Linked DNA regions of Homo sapiens: region 2 is linked to region 1. A link is a loop called in an ENCODE intact Hi-C map of the cell type or tissue named here. Cell type or tissue: K562. All regions are shown on one strand. Links, peaks and the distances in the headings refer to the core of each region. The heading gives the core; the rest is flanking DNA. Region 1 overlaps IMMP2L (inner mitochondrial membrane peptidase subunit 2). Region 2 overlaps IMMP2L (inner mitochondrial membrane peptidase subunit 2).

What was found. A loop is a pair of places that touch in the nucleus more often than their neighbours do. Peaks named below come from ENCODE experiments on the same cell type or tissue, not always from the same donor. Only the 100,000 strongest peaks of a DNase experiment are listed, where the experiment ranks them.
Region 2: it touches region 1 in a loop (8-fold over the local background); 2 of 110 quality-filtered maps call a loop at or near these places.

What each region holds. Positions count from the first base shown.
Region 1 is chr7:111,325,537-111,334,340 of GRCh38, forward strand. All of the region lies in intron 3 of IMMP2L (inner mitochondrial membrane peptidase subunit 2), which reads right to left. LOC124900232 (a long non-coding RNA gene) reads right to left here. Exons shown (of 2, transcript XR_007060475.1): 2 at 8,800-8,804. Among named protein-coding and RNA genes, the nearest start is that of IMMP2L, 230 kb to the right of the region's middle. In K562, for the core only: a CTCF peak has its summit at 4,279; DNase peaks (open chromatin) are centred at 3,985 and 4,305; H3K4me3 peaks cover 184 bases.
Region 2 is chr7:111,434,118-111,442,921 of GRCh38, forward strand. The region is part of intron 3 of IMMP2L (inner mitochondrial membrane peptidase subunit 2); the gene reads right to left. Among named protein-coding and RNA genes, the nearest start is that of IMMP2L, 120 kb to the right of the region's middle. In K562, for the core only: no CTCF peak of the experiment used is centred there; DNase peaks (open chromatin) are centred at 4,634 and 5,044.

The DNA.
Region 1 (8,804 bases), core at 1,687-6,686:
AATATTTTTAATCTTTCCATTATTTTTTGGAGTTTAGGTTTTTTTAGTGTTTTAATAGTATAAATCCTTCTGTAATCGAGCCCTTCATGTAATTATTTGTGTCTCTGATTATTTCCTTAACAAAAAAATCCTTGAAGTGAAATTCCTGAATCAAAGGATGTAAATTTTAATATATCATCTAAATACCTTTCAAAAATATTGAAACTTTACATTCCGACCACGAGTATATAACTTCTATTCCCTTGACCCCTTTTCCATACTACATTCTATCTTTTGGCATCATCAGTGTAGTAGATCAAAATGGCATCTCACAGTTGATTCATTTGCATTTCTTTATTAGAGAGGTTGAACCCCTCATGAAATTTTACTGTAGTAATAATGTTCTGGAATTTTAATTTAAATTATAATGTAGTTTTGCCTATAACTGAATTGTGAGCAACATTGCTATTTATAATTTATTACTGCTTGAAGTTGCATACTGTAAAACATGCTGTGTTTAAATTATGTACAGTATTTTTTTATGGTTAGATTTCATAAAATCTCCTAAACCAAACCTGAGTAAATTTCTGCTCTCTTTACTTGCTATTACTTTCAGGTCTATAAAGATATAAAGAAAATTACACTTAATCGAATTTTATATATTTTAGGTATTTTGAAGGCAATTAGTTCATCATAATACCTCAATTGAGATATAAATTATGCATTTATAAGACTGAGATTGCCAAATAAAAATTAAGATGCTTAGCAAATAATGAATTTGATTAAATTTTTAAAATTTTCTCAAAACTACAAAAAAGTTTTTGATCAATACCAAAGATTATAATTGAAATATCTTTCCATCTCAGATATTAAAGTTACAATAATTCCAAAATTATGGGCATGCATTCTCCCTCCATAAGTGAAAGCTGTACAATGCCTCAATTCTCAGTTGTCTCTTAAACAATTCCATTCAGAAATCTTCTTCAGCTGCTAACATATTCCTCATTAAGATTCCTACTTCTCATAAACATTTCTCCAAAGAAGACATAAAAATGGCCAATAGGAATATGCAAAGATGGTCAAGATCACTAATCATCAGAAATATGCAATGAAAACCGCAAGGATATATCAATTCACACCTGCTAGGATGGCTGTTACCAAACAAACAACAACAAAAGAAAAACAAGTACAGGGAACACTGGAAAAACTGGAACCCTTATGCACTGTTGGTGGGAAATGCAACAGCTCTGGAAGCAGTATGGAGGTTCCACCCAAATTATAAAAAGAACTACCATTTCTTGGAGCAATCCCATTTTCAGGTATTATCCAAAATAAATTTTGGTTTTTGGTATTTCAAAATAACTGAAATCAGGATCTCAAAGAAGTATTTGTATTCCCATGTTCACTGCAGCACTATTCACAATAGCCAAGATATGGAATCAACCTAAGTGTCCATCAATAGATGAAAGGATAAGGAAAACGTAGTACATTTACATACTCTAGAATATTATTCAGCTTCTAAAAAGAAGGGAATCCTGGCATATGGATGGGGAAAAAGGGGAATCCTGCCAGCATAGATAAACCTGGAAAACACTGTGCTACATGAAATAGGCCAGTCACAGAAGCGCAAATACTGCATACATTCTACTTATATGAAGTATCTAAAATAGTTTAATTCATAAAGGCAAAAAGGGAATGGTGGTGGTCAGGGGCTTGGGAGAGGGAAAAATGAGAAGTTGCTGTCCAACTGGTATAAAGTTTCAGTTAAGCAAGATAATAATTCTTAAAATTCATGTAAGAGAAAATATTATCAAAATAGAATGCCTCATTTAACCTGCTTTATGAGTGTTCACTCACATAGATCATTATATATAAAAAGTGTCACTGTAACTAAATAATTTCTACAATTTCATTAACATGTACTCAACTCCCTTTGCTGCATGTCTCTATCATAGCTGTTCCTGCGAGGTACTGTAACCCACCATTCATTCATCCATGTACTTCTTACACTTCAAAAGACTGAACTATTTCTTTTGTAGCACTTGGCATGAGCAAATACATAATATATTAATAAATAAAAATAAATATAGGAAAATTCAGCTCACAAATGTGCTATTTGTGCATGAAAAGGAAAAATATTTTTAACTATTTTCAGAAATAAGTTAGAGGCTAGAAAGTAATCTTATGGTATATTAATAATTTAAAAGTCATCATCAAATCCTGTGGTTTGGCCAAAATAAATGCAGAAGTAGAAAGAAAGAGAGCCATAAATTGCTTAAGGTCAGAAATGCAAGCTGAAAACATAGTGTACATAATACAAGAAATTCTTAATTCTCCAGATTTCTATGTGTCAAAAGGCTCCTGATTTCAGTGTGGAAATGAGGGTTTTAACTACATACCTGAATCACCTGTTTGGAAAATAGGTACGTATAGTAGATATATAATATATAAGAATACATATGAGAATAAAGTATTATAAAGCAGCATAACCACCCACATTTCACCATCTTTTCATCATTAAACTAAAAAATATTTTTACAAAACCACATGACCTCTCAGTCATAATAGAACTAATGAAACTACAAAGATCCAATCTTACTCAGAGAACTTGTACGATTTTTGAAAACAGCACCATTAAAACAGCTCTCTCAGAGTATTCTCCTATAAGCTCTTAAAAGTTATTTTGAAAACTGTCAATACAGCTGGGGTTCTTTTCCACCCAGTGGCAGGTTACAAAGGAATATTAAAGATGTTTCAAAAACTGATATAATTCAGGAAAAATAATTTAAACAATATGACTGCAATTATGACATATTACAATGAAATACATGGCAGCTAGAACTAAATAGGAGCCCACAGAATGATACTTAGAAATGCATTTACATGGTTACTGAGTTTTCCCCAGTAGAAAAGCAACTATCCCTTCTTGCTCCTTATTGGTACAAAAATTATTTCAGGGCCCACAAATTCTAAAAGCATTACAAAGTTTGAAGAATATAAAGTAAATGGCAATTATAAAAAGTAAGGGTTTATATTTTACAAGCCCCAATACAGCAAGGCTTAGAATTAGTTATAAAAACTAGAGGTGTGTTACGTCTTAGAGTAGGTAACAGCTGGATACTGTGTAGAATAAATGCTCATGCCCATGGGTGGGATGTTCATAATGCTGAAGGGCAAGAGAGAGAGATGTATAGCTTGAGAAGTGATGTGGATAATTGCTTGTCATTAAACAGCAGAGTAATTGCTGCAGCAAATTCCCATGTAACTATTCCACATGAAACTTCAACGTGCCCTTGGACTTACTAAACATACATAGTTTTCTCAGATAAAAAGACAGCAGTCAATGATGCACCACACTTAAAAAGATCATTATTTTATTATTTAGTCTCACAAAAAAACATTGGGACCCTAACCATTAATAACACAGAGAAAAAAAAAGCCATTGATTTTTACATTAGTAAGACCTTGGTAAGATCTCAGAATCTACTTTTTCCTAACCTGCTCAGACTAGGTGTCTCATAAAGCCTACAATAATTTAAAAGATCGTCACATCTTTTGAAAAGCTTTCATGTACAATCATGTTATTCAGTATTCAAATTCATAATAAGCCAAGATACGAAACATTTAAGTTGCTGCAGGATGTTGAGCGCTATTAAGAATGCATTAATAGAGAGGATTCTAGGCAGCTGAAGCTGTGGCAGAGGTATAAATTTGAAAGTACCAAAATATCCTGAAAAGAAACAGAAACAGGAAGAGGAAAAAAAAGAGAAGGAGAAGAATTAAAACTACACACCCTATCTCAACATAACTAGAAAACAAGGAAACTCCAAACTTCAAAGTACTTGTAAATATAAATATAAACATCAAGACCTACCTACCTCTCTCATGTGCTCCTGCCAGTAGCCTTCATGGAGACCAAGAGCAGTTCAGGAGAAACTACACAAACGAGAGCAGAGAGGAGTTAAGGGCAGGTTGAACCATGATTTAAAACCACTGCTAGAAACAGAAAGAAACTCAGCCCTTGGCCCTATATATACTGAAAAGTGAACAGTTAGCTCAGAACACTGATAACAGAAAGGAGACTTGAAAACGCACATGGGACATGACAAGCCACCTTGCAAAGGCGTCACTTTGGAGAGAAAAGACAGCTAAAACAACAGGAGAGGTTTCTTTGGAAACTATACATTAGAGAGAGAAAAAGGGGAGAACATTTCGAATTACATAAAACAAAAGAAAATTTAAAAATTGGAAGGCATATGCCATTTGAAAACCATGCCATCCAGTAAAGAAACAATACTTTGCTTACAATAACAGGAGAGGGTGCTCTTGAACTAGAAATGTTAAGCCATCCCAACATACAGATAAACAAAAACCTAGCATAAAAAGAAAATTGAAAATAAGGACCCAAACAATTAAGGTGATAAAAAATTCCACCCTCTCACACAAACAAATGGCAAGACACTGGCAAGAACAGTGGCAAAACAGAAGAAAACCATAACACTCAAAACTAATAAATATCCATAAATTCTGCAATTAGGTAGATTTAAAAAACAACCTTGAAATAAGAATTAAAAACTAAGTAGAGAAATGAATGACCAGAAAATTTTAAAAGGAAAAAATAAAACACCAATTGATTGAACACAGAAAGAAAAGAGAAGAAAAATACAAAATCACATCAGAAATGGAACGTAAATTACAAGATGCCCAAGGAAAAACAGATTTGAAAGAAAATGCAATAAGAGACACTGGAAAAATAGTAGAAAATCAACTAAATGAATAAAATGAAATAGAGAAAAAAGTAAAAAGGGTCAAAGAGAAAGTGGCTGAAATGGAAGACAGGAAAAAGAAGATACAATTTATATATAAATGGAATTTCTGAAGAAGACTTTTTAAAATAAAATATGACTAATAATGAAATTCTAACCAAGAAAGTATTCAAACACAAACAACCACAACTTATATACTGAAAGGGCCCACTAGCCACGGGGTGGGGGGAAAAAAAAAACTTGTAACAATCAACTCAGAGACATATTTTAGTAAAAGTAGTAGACATTCAAGATAAAGGAAAAATCCTCAGGGAATCCAGGCAAATGAATTCAAACAACATACACAAGTAAAAGAATTAGACTGGCAATAGATTTATCAAAAATAAGATTCATATCCAACAAGAGGTTAGTATACAAAATGTACATAAAGCTCAAATGACTCAATAGCAAGAAAACCAAAAATCCAATTTAAAAATGGTCAAGATATCTGAATAAAAATTTCTCAAAAGAAGACATACAAATGTCCAGCAGACATATGAAAAAATGTTCAACATCGCTAATCATTAGAGAAATGCAAATTAAAGACCACAATGAGATATCATCTTACACTTATCAGAATGGCTATTATCAAAAAGACAAAAGTTAACAAATATTGACAAGGATGTGGAGAAAAGGGAATCCTTGTATACTGTTGGTGCGAATATATATTAGTATATCGATTATGAAAAACTGTATGGAAGTTCCTCAAAAAACTAAAAATAGAATTAGCATATGACCCAGCAATCCCACTTCTGGGTGTTTACCTAAAAGATTTGAAATCAGTTTGTTGAAGAAATGTCTGCATTCCATGTTTATTGCAGCACTATTCACCATCGCTAAGTTATGGAATCAACCTAAGTGCCCATCAATGGATGAATGGATAAACAAAATGTGGTAAATATACACAGTGAAATTCTATTCAGCCCTTAAAAAGAAGGATTCTGTCATTTGTAGCAGCATGTGTGAAAATGGAGAACATTATGCTAAGTGAAATAAATAAGGCAAACAAAGACAAATATCACGTTCTCACTTATATGTGAAATCTACAATAACCTAACTCATAGAAGCAGAGAGTAGGATGGTGGTTAAAGCAGTTCAGGCAGTAAGGAATGGGGAAATGATAACCAAAGGGTATAAAATCTCAGGAGAAATATGCTTTTTTTAGTTCTATTGCACAGCATGATGATTATAGTCAATAATAGAGTACTGCACATCTTAAAATTGCTAAGAGAGTAACATTCAAATGTTCTCACCACAAAAAAAGGTATTTGAGGTATTGAATATGTTGTTAACTAACTTGATTTAATTATTCCACATTGTATTCATGGATCATACATCACTTTATACTCCATAAATTTATACAATTATAAATTATCAATTTACAATTTTTAAAAAGATTCAAAGCAAGATACCAATGGGGCAGCATTTCCATAAGGCTCCAGGAAATAAAGGGAAATCCAAGGATTTGTATATAGCCAAGCTGCCTTCGAGTATCCAAGCTATAAAAAAAGTTTTTAACATGCAAGAATTCAAGGAATTCTGGATCCATGAGTTCTTAAGGAATCTACTAGAAGATGACCTTAACCCAACTTGTTATTAACTGGGAAAGTTAAGCAAAAAAACTAATAGTATACATATATATATTTATTTGTAGGTATAAGACACACGGGAAAATACATCATGTGCTATATGCTATATATTATGTGCTGTTTTCTCAAAGTAGAAATAATGCCACAAAAACAATAAGACAAAAAGGCTGTTTTATAGGCATGAGGCAGGAACTAAAGAATATCAATAACAGCCGAATAACCAGATGTTAAAAGGTCATAATGTTTAAATGGGGAATAAGGACGTTAGTAAAGAAATAAGTATAAACACATCATCTAGACCAAAATAAAACCTTCCTAGAAAAAAAAACTTCAAAAATCGAATAGTAAAAAAGGTTACTAGAGAAAGAAGCCAAGCAAATATAATATAGCGTGCATAATATTTATAATATGACAAAATTAAAATCAAAACATCAGTCTTTTCAATAATTGTGCAGGCACTTAACCTACCAACTGAAAGAAAATCATATAAAATCAAATGCAAGCCAAAAAGCATTAAATGTAACAAAGAAGGACACGTTTTAACGCTAAAGCCAAAATCACAATAAAGACATATTAAATATAAATATCTATGTACCAAATAATATAGTACCTTTTTGTAAAACAAAAACTATAAGAGATGCCAGAAGTCCCAAAAAGAACACTAATAATAGGAGATTTTAACATACTACTTAGAACAAGGCAGATCAATAAACATGTAAAATGAAAATTTAAAAACACCTACAATATAACTAATAAGGTAGATTTTATGAATATATGTCAAACTTTACACCCTAAAAATAAACTTTTCTCTCAAATGCATGTGGAGCATCACAAAAACTGATCATATATTAGGTGATAAGGAAAATATCAGTATGTTCTATAAAATAGTAATGCTATAAGAAATATTTTCTAACCAAAATTAAAATAAAACTAGAAATTATTTAAGCACTTTTTAAAAAAGGCTCCTTGCGATGGTTAATACTGTCAACTTGATTGGATTAAATGAAATCAGTCTACTACTCCACAATGGAGGTAAGGGATATCTGGAATACAGGAGATCCCTTAGGGTGTCTCTTAGTATTACCATGCCCTCTGATTAAGGTCAATGGGAAACTACAACAGCCCAATCCAGTCAGGGCTACAAATAGCCCAGACCCTCCAGGAATGAAGGTTTGTGTCACTCCACCAGGAAAAAAACAAGACCTGCTGAGGTGCTTGCTGAAGGCAAAGGGAATACAGAATGGGTAGTAGAAGAAGGTAGTCATCAATACCAGCACGTGACCAGTTGCACAAACAAGGACTGTAATTGTAATGAGTATTTCCTCCTTCTTTTGTTAAGAACATGTTTGTGCATGTATATATTTGTACAAGAAAATATCTTCATTTTATTTCCTTTTTCCTTTAAATGTGACATAAGATTCATTGACTTGCTATCAGCATTTAAGTGTTGTTAACCTTACATAATAGCATTTGGGTTGGGGATTTGTGCATTCCTGGTTGTACGAAGGATAGTTTTATTATGTTAGGCATAATTATGATATTATTGTCTTTATTTGAAGACTATGATTTCAGGAAATGTATATGGGTTCAAGTTGACAAGGGGTCGACTTGTGATGGTAAATATTGAGTGGATTGTAATATTGATTGGATTGAAGGATGCAAAGCTCCCTAGGTGTGTCTGTGAGGGTGCTACCAAAGGAGATTAACATTTGAGAGACAAAGGAGAGACAGACCCACCCTCAATCTTAGTGGGCACCATCTAATTAATCAGCTGACAGTGTAGCCAGAATAAAAGCAGGCAGAACATGAAAAGACTAGACTGGCATAGTCTCCCAGCCTACATCTTTCTCCCGTGCTGGGTCCTTCCTGCCCTTGAACATTGGACTCCAAGTTCTTCACCTTTGTAATTCGGACTGGCTTCCTTGCTCCGCAGCTTGCAGATGGCCTATTGTGGGACCTCACCTTGTGATCATGTGAGTCAATACACCTTAATAAACTCCGCTTTATATACACATCTAACTTATTAGTTCTCTCCCTCTAGAAAACCCTGATACACTCTTCAACCTGTATATCTTCTTCTAGAAAAAAACCTTTTCTTAAACAACTCTTAGGTGAAGGGGTAAATACAAGCTAAAAGTAGAAAATATATTTTAAACAATTATAAGCACACTACATATCAAAAATTTTTATTTTTATTGATGTAAAATATACATATGTAATTTATCATCTATACCATTTTTAAGTGTATAATTTGGTGGTAATAAATACATATTATATATATATATATTTCCCCCCTTCATCTCCTCCTCCCCTCTTCCACTTCCCAGCCTCTGGTAACTACAAATCTACTCTCTGTGTTCTTGACAGTCACTTTTTTAGCTCCCACATGAATGTGAACATGTTATATTTGCCTTTCTGTGCTTGGCTTATT
Region 2 (8,804 bases), core at 2,485-7,484, 110 kb after region 1:
GAACCCAGAAACAATGCCACATACATATAACTAACTAATCTTCAACAAAGTCAACAAAAATATACACTGAAAAAGTTCTATCCTATTTAATACATAGTGCTGTGAAAACTGAATAGCCTAGCCATATGCAGAAGAATGAAAGTGGACCCATACCTGTCACAAAGTCTTATGTTCTGGTCTTTGGATTAGGCAATGATTTTATGACCAAGTCCTCAAAAGCCAATGCAACAAAAACAAAAATAGACAAATGAGGATTAAATACAGTAAAAAGCTTCTGCACAGCAAAAGAATCACAATCAGCAGAGTAAACAGACAAACTACAGAATGTTTTCCACAAGAAAAAAAAAAAATAACCCCATTAAAAAGTGGGCAAAGGACATGAACAGTCATTTTTCTTTTTGTTTTTTTGTCTTGTTTGTTTTTTGTTTTTTTGTTTTATTGTTTTTGAGACAGACTCTCACTCTGTTGCACAGGATGGAGTGCAGTGGCGCAATCTTGGCTCACTGCAACCTCCACCTCTTGGATTCAAGAGATTCTCCTGCCTCAGCCTCCCACCCAGGATTACAGCTGGGATTACAGGCGCCTTCCACCATGCCCAGCTAATTTTTGTATTTTTAGTAGAGACAGGGTTTTAACATGTTGGTCAGGCTGGTCTCAAACTCTTGACCTCCGGTGATCCACCCGCCTCGGCCTCCCAAAGTGCTGGGATTTACAAGCATGAGCCACTGTGCCTGGCTGAACAGCCATTTTTCAAAAGAAGACAAACAAGCAGCCAACAAGCAGCCAGTCATGACACAAGGTGAAAAATGCTCACCATCACTATTCATCAGAGAAATTCAAATTAGAAGCACAATCATACATTTCTCATACCATCTTTCACCAGTCAGAATGGCTACTATTAAAAATCCTAAAAACAATAGATGTTGGCAAGGATGCAGATAAGTGAACACTTATAAACTATTGGTAAAAATGTAAATTAGTACAAGCTCTATAGAAAACTGTATGGAGATTTCTCAAAGAATTAAAAGTGAAACTACCATTAGATATACTGATCACACTTCTGGGTATCTATCCAAAGGGAAGAAATCATCATATTAAAAAGATGCTTGAAATTATATCTTTATCACTGCACTAGTCACAATAGCAAAGGTATGGAATCAACCTAAATGTCCATCAATGGAGGATTTCATAAAGAAAATGTGGTATATATACAACTTAGAATACTATGCAGTCATAAAAAAGAATGAAATAATGTCCTTGGCAGCAACATGGATAGAACTGGAGGCCATTACCTTAGTAAAATAACTCACAAAGTCAAATACTTCATATTCTCACTTATAAATGGAGGCTAAACAATGAGTACACATGGACATACAGAGTGGAACAATGGACACTGCAGACTCCAAAAGGTGGGAGGGTGGGAGGTGGGTAAGGGTTTAAAAATTACCTATTGGGTGCAATGTTCACTATTCAGGTGATGGGCACACTAAATGCCAAGACTACACCACTATGTAATATACACATGTAAGAAACCTGCACTTGTCCCCACTAAATATATTTTTAAAGAAATTCACAATTGGACAAGCGATTTTAATATCCCAAAATACAGGAAAAAAAACTATGAGCTACAAATTATAGAAGCAGCCAGCCAATCACAGCTGCCACAGCTTGGGCATCTCACTTTCATTTAGTTAGATCCACCCCGGGCAACAGTTCTTCCAGACCCTTCAGTGTTTTGGGGGCATCCCTATACTCCTGCAGTGGGCCCCATTCATCAAGGATAGCAGCTATCAGACCCCCTATAGATGTAGACAGCCAGCCTAGAATTTCCTCCGCATACTTCCTCTCTCCCAATCCCATCATCTTGGCACTCATGGGATTTTCTTCAACTTATTGCCATGCATACCAGGTGTCCTGCCAGACCTCTGTGGACTTCAATTAGATGGCACTATGTTTGAGAGGCCAAAGAAGAGACCCAGAATTAGTAAAAGAGACAACAGAGTTTATTAAGGGAACATATGTACTGGGCAGTCCAATGGCGGAGGCTGGACAGGAGAACCTGTCCAGTAAGACTCCAGAAAAAGCAAAAAATATTAAAATAAAGGATTTATTACATAAATTATGTCATATCCACTTGGCCCTCTATTTAAAATCCATTAGGATATTAAACATAAAAACCAACAGGCAACATGGAAAAGCTTTGTTTACAAAAAAAAATGACATTGGGCTGGAAGGAAATACACTACACTCTAAAAAGGTATACTTTTAACCAAACAATGTATAAATACAAAAACAAAATTTCTCAGCATAATATTTCATAAACTAGAAAACTTACATAAAAATGTATTCTTAAGTAAGACAGTACGGACTTGTCTCCCAAGTCTTTTTTTCTTACACACACACATACACACACACACACACACCCCACACATATATGAATACTTTTTAAACATTTTTTCTCATTATGTAAAAAATCAAAATAAAGTAACCCAAAAATTTTTAAGCCCTAAATATTTTATTATACTTGTAATACTGTCACTAAGTTAAACTCAAAGAATCTAACATTAGGTCATTAGACAAAACTGCACTGTGTTAATCTGTTTGCACTGCTATAAAGCAATACCTCAGACTGGGTAATTTATAAAGAAGAGGTTTATTTTGGCTTACAGTTCTACAGGCTGTACAGGAAGCAGATTGCTAGCATCTGCTCCTGGTGAGGGCCTGAGGAAGTTTCCAGTCATGGCAGAAGGTGAAGGGGGTGCAGGTATGGCAAGAGAGCAAGCAAGAGTGGAGAGGTGCCACACTCTTTTAGACAAACAGATTTTGCATGAACTTAGAGCAAGAACTCACTCATTATCATGAGGAACGCAATAAGCTTTTCATTAGGGATCCGCCCCCATGACCCAACCACCTCCCCTACCTTCATCATTGGGGGTTATATTTCAACATGAGATTTGGAGCAGACAAACATCCAAACTGTATATAACGCACTTATTCTTTTTTAATGAAAATCAGTCAAAATATATCTTTAAAAAAATACATCCACAGCCAGACACGGTGGCTCGTGCCTGTAATCCCAGCACTTTGGGAGGCCAAGGCGGGTGGATCACCTGAGGTCATGAGTTCGAGACCAGCCTGACCAACGTGGAAAAACCCCATCTCTACTAAAAATACAAAATTAACCAGGCAACATGCCACATGCCTGTAATCCCAGCTACTCAGGAGGCTGAGGCAAGAGAATCGCTTGAACCCGGGAGACAGAGGTTGCACTGAGCCGAGATCACGCCCATTGCCCCACAGACTGGGCAACAAGAGCGAAACTACATCTCAAAAAAAATAAATTAATGCATCCCACTGCTATCACAGTTTTTAAAAACCCAAAGTGAAAACAAATAACTGTGTCAGACTATCTTTAGCAACAAAACGCAAAAACGATAACGTCTAGAAATATATGTAAAATAATTTTAATTATACCATTTATAAAAGATTTTATTTTTTAAATTACCAGTTCTTTTCATTTTACTATTTCTTCTAAACCAGCCATCTGGCCGCTTTCACCTTACAATGTATGGTATCTATTTTTATCTGATATATTCCTATCTTATTTATTGATTATCTGTCTGGCCCACTGGAATGTAAACTCCTTAAGAAATTTTTTTATCTTGTTCAAAACCCAGAGTCACTACATACAAATGTGTAGGTTTTACACATGTGAATATCATTACAGTTATGCAGTGCACAACCTGCAGAACTGAATATGGTAGGTCTGGCTGTGAACAAATAATTATCAGACATGTAATAAAACGCCAGAGATCTTAACAGTTCTGTGTCCTCCCTAGTGGTGATGCAAACCCTCTCTAGGCATGCATGCCAGGAAAAGCTGTTCCTCAACATTTTCAATTCCTAAATATTCTTTAACATTATGTTACACAAGCATGTACAAATTATTTGCTCTTTGCTATTCCATGAAATCTATAACAGCAAAATATTTCTGAGGCAGAAACCAACTCAACGGAGTTACCTATTAAAGGCCAATATGAATGAATTATAATAGCAGTAAATTTTTAAAGTATTTTTCACCAAAAATACTAAATTGTTTACTATTAGACACATATCAATTATTTTTAAAATAACATGCTGACAGTCTCAAAGAATACTGTAAATCTATATATCATTAATGTAATCCATTTTTATGTTCTTAAACATCTAAAATTATAGAACTACATTTTTTTATAAACTGTCATCTCTTTTTTATTAAAAAAAGAAGATTTTTATGAAAAACCTCTGAGTTTAAATTACTATTATATTCAGGAGTCCCACACCCACTGTTTCCAAACATAGCTCTTTTTATAACAACTTCTGACAATCCTCTAGAGAACAAAAATTCACTTTTAATCAAAGTTAAATGCTAGAACTGTTTCCTGGGAAATTTAATTCAAGGTAAACAATCTACTTGATATTGTCTTATTCACACAAAGCTGTGTTGTTAGAAGAAATGATAATGAAATATAAAACCTTTCTCTTCTAGGTTATTGTTTACAATCTGGACAAAGCTGATAGGCAAAAGAAAGCAGAGAAAGCCAATGTGAAAGGAATGTGTAGGATTAGTCACGCTTCTTCCCAGAAGATAGATGTTGACCAGTAAGACTATCAGTTACTAAACACAGCCCTCTCATTCTACACCCCTAACACAATCTCTTAAAAAAGAAATTACAACTTCCAATCTCCATTTGTCAAGTATCTTGAATTTAAATATACAGGTCTTCACAAATATGAACTAAAATTCAACAAAGTTTTGTCTACTATGTGCTGGACACTAATAGGATAAAAATGACTAGGAAACACTTCTTGCCTCAGAGGAACTTTGCATGCAAATGACAACATTACTTGGCAACAAAAGAATGTGGACACAATGTGAAATCAAGCCGGGGTCCAGCAGTTAGAATCAGCCCTTCCTTGACTACACCAGGGACATACTACTACAAATCATTCTGTCTTATACCCCAGCATCCAGCTATCCTCTGGAAATGCTTCTCCCTGAAGTTTACATCCTTGCTTAGCTATTTCACTCATCTACTCCACGGCTAATCCCTTCATCTCTGCTTCTCAGAAATGGCTCTTTCCAATCCTCCCTTCCAATCTCTACTCCACAATTCTAGTGGCCCAGTCTCAAGCTTCCCCTCCAGTGCTCTCATACCTTCTCAAAGCTGCAATTCTAGTCCTGAAGATCTAGGCAGGGGAAACTGGTACTCACACATTACATCAAGGAAAGACCTCAGAGGTACACACACCAGTGGAGATACCATAGGTTCAGTTCCAGATCACCTCAATAAAGTGAGTCACACGAATTTTTTGGTTTCACAGTGTATATAAAAGTTACATTTACACTGAACTGTAATCTATTAGATGTGCAATTGCATTATGGAAAAAAAAGTACACACTTTATTTTTAAAATACTTCATTGCTAAAAAAATGCTAATGATCATCTGAGCCTTTGGCAAGTTGTAATCTTTTAGCTGTGGAAGTGTCTTGCCTCAATGTTGATGGCTGCTGACTGACCAGGGTGGTGGTTGCTGAAGAGTGAGGTAGTTGTGGCAATTTCTTAAAACAAGACAATGAAGCTTGCTGCATCAATTGGCTCTTCTCTTCATGAAAGATTTCTCTGTAGCATGCATTGCTGTTTGATTGCATTTTACCCACAGTAAAACTTCTTTCAAAATTAGGGTCAGTCCTTTAAAACCCTGTCACTGCTTTACCACCTAAGTTTATGGGATATTCCAAATCCTTTGTGGTTGTTTCAACAATGTTCATAGCATCTTCACCAGGCATAGATTCCATCTCAAGAAACTACTTTCTTTGCTGATCCATAAGAAGCACCTCCTCATCCGTTCAAGATTTATCACAAGATTGTAGCAATTCAATCAAATCTTCTGACTCCACTTCTAATTCAAACTGTTTTACTGTTTCCACCACATCTGCAGTTACTTCTTCCCCTGAAGTCTTAAAACCCTCAAAGGATCAACTTCTTCCAAACTGCTGTTCATGTTGGTATTTTGACCTCCTCCCATGAATCATGAATCACAAATCCCATGAATCAGTTCTTAATGGCATCTAGAATGGTGAATCCTTTTCAGGAAATTTTCAACTTAATTTGACTAGATCCATCAGAGGAATCGTTATCTATGGCAGCTATAGCCTAACAAATGTACTTCTTAAGTAATAAGACTAGAAAGCCAAAATTATTCCGTGATCCTTGAGCAACAGGATGGATATTGTTAGCAAGCAGGAAAACACTGATCGCCTTGTACATCTCCATCAGAGCTCTTGGGTGACCAGGTGCATTATCAATGAGCAGTAATATTTTGGAAGGATTCTTTGCTTCTGAGCAGTAGGTCTCAAGAATGAGCCTAAAATATTCCACAATCTATGCTATGAACAGATGTGCTATCATCTAGGCTTTGTTGTTCCATTTATAGAGCACAGTCAGAGCATATTCAGCATAATGCTTAAGGGGCCTAGGATTTTCAGAGTGGTCAAGGACCATTGGCTTCAACTTAAAGTGAACAGCTACATTAGCCCCTAACAACAAAGTCAGACTGTCCTTCAAAACTTTGAAGCCATGCACTGACCTCTCCTCTGTAGCTAGAGAACTCCTAGATGGTATCTTCTTCCTATATAAAGCTGTTTCGTCTAGCTTAAAAATCTGCTGTGTAGTGTAGGCGCCTTTGTCAATTATCTTAGCTGGATCTTCTAGGTAACTTGCTGCAGCTTCTACATCAGCACTTGCTGCTTCACTTTGTACTTACATGTTATGAAAGTGGTTTCTTTCCTTAAGCCTCATGAACTCAGCTCTGCTAGCTTCAAACTTTTCTTCTGAAGCTTCCTCACCTTTCTCAACCTTCATAGAATTGAAGGAAGTCAGGCCCTTGCTCTACATTAAGCTTTGGCTTAAGAGAATTTTGTGGCTTAATCTTCTGTCCAACCACTAAAACTTTCTCCATAACAGCAATAAGGCTATTTCACTTTCTCATCATCCATTTATTCACTGGAGTAGCATTTTTCACTTCATTCAAATACTTTTGCTTTGCATTCACAACCTGGCTAACTGTTCAGCACAAGAGGCCTACCTTTCAGCCTATCTAGGCTTTCAACACGCCCTCCTCACTAAGCTGAATAATTTCTAGCTTTTGATTTAAAGTGAGAGACATGCAACTCTTCCTTTTACTTGCACACTTGCCATTGTAGGGTTATTAATTGGCCGAATTTCAATATTGTTGTGTCTCAGGGAATAGGTAAGCCCAAGGGGAGGGAGAGAGATGGAGGAACTGCAGGTCGGTGGAGGTGAAGTCAAGTCAGAACCTAGCACTTACTGATTAGGTCGGGCATGTTATATGAGTGTGGGTCATGGTGCCTCAAAACAGTTACAATGGTGACATCAAAAATCACTGATTATGATAATCATAGCAGATATAATAACAAAAAAGTTTGAAATATTGTGAAAATTACCAATGTAACACAGAGACATGAAGTGAGCACATGGTGTTGAAAAAATGGTCCCAACGGACTTCCTTGACACAGAGCTGGCACAAACCTTCAACTTGTTAAAAAAAAAAAAAAAAGAAAACACAGTATCTGCAAAGTGCAATGAGATGAAACACAATTTTTTAAAAAAGTGTTCTTGTATACAACTAACTGGAAAATAAGACAGTGTAAAACTCACATGAAAAGCTCTGCAAGTAGTCCGGGCACTGTGGCTCACACCTGTAATCCCAGCACTTTGGGAGGCCAAGGCGGGCAGATCACAAGGTCAGTAGATCGAGACCACCCTGGCCAACATGGTGAAACCCTGTCTCTACTAAAAATACAAAAATTAGCTGGGTGTGGTGGTGCGTGCCTGTTATCCCAGCTTCTCAGGAGGCTGAGGCAAGAGAATCGCTTGAACCCAGGAAGCGGAGATTGCAGTGAGCAGAGATCATGCCAGTGGTACTCCAGCCTGCTGACAGAGCGAGACTCCATCTCAAAAAAAAAAGCTCTGCAGGTAATATAGTCTGAAATATTTATCAGAGGAATGTCCAAAGCCATACAGTTAAGCGTTCACTGCAAAGTAGGGATTCCTTTTTGGGAGCCACTTACCATGCTCCACAAATCAATCTCACAATAGTCTCAGTGTAACTACACTAAGTATAGTTCTACTTCCTTAGTGGAACTGTAGGAAGTTATAGCCAAAAACTATTCCAGGTTATTTGCCATTTCAATCATTGGAAGTAGCTATAGAGACATGTACTTGAGAACTTCATCATTTACAGTTGAATGATTTTCTAGACCTTCCAAATACTGGATTTTACCCCTTTCATGACCCTTTGCTCCCTATATAAACTTTCATCAATGCCAGAATATTGAATGAAATCACCCTGAAATCAGCCATCATATCAAAGATGGCTACAAGATACATCTCAAACCTTCAGAAAATGGTCTGTGCTAATGAGAAGGCCGAAGTGTCAACCGCAATATGTCTGTATAGGTACCTCAAATGTGACAACAACTAACAAAAAAAACACTCTGGTACAAATAAACTAGTACTGGATGCAGCTAATAAAGCACATGATACTATAATGTTAAATACATACACTAATAGAATTTTCTACAATTCTCTGTTACGAGGTCCTTTGTAAATCACAGGAGAGTAAGTGGTTTTAAGATTAAATTTGCCCATATAGTTAATTGCCACTTCACAGCAAGTACTGTGAATAAAAAATCCAAATTGAGCTGGTTTGGACCTAGTTACAAATACCATTTAAACAGAA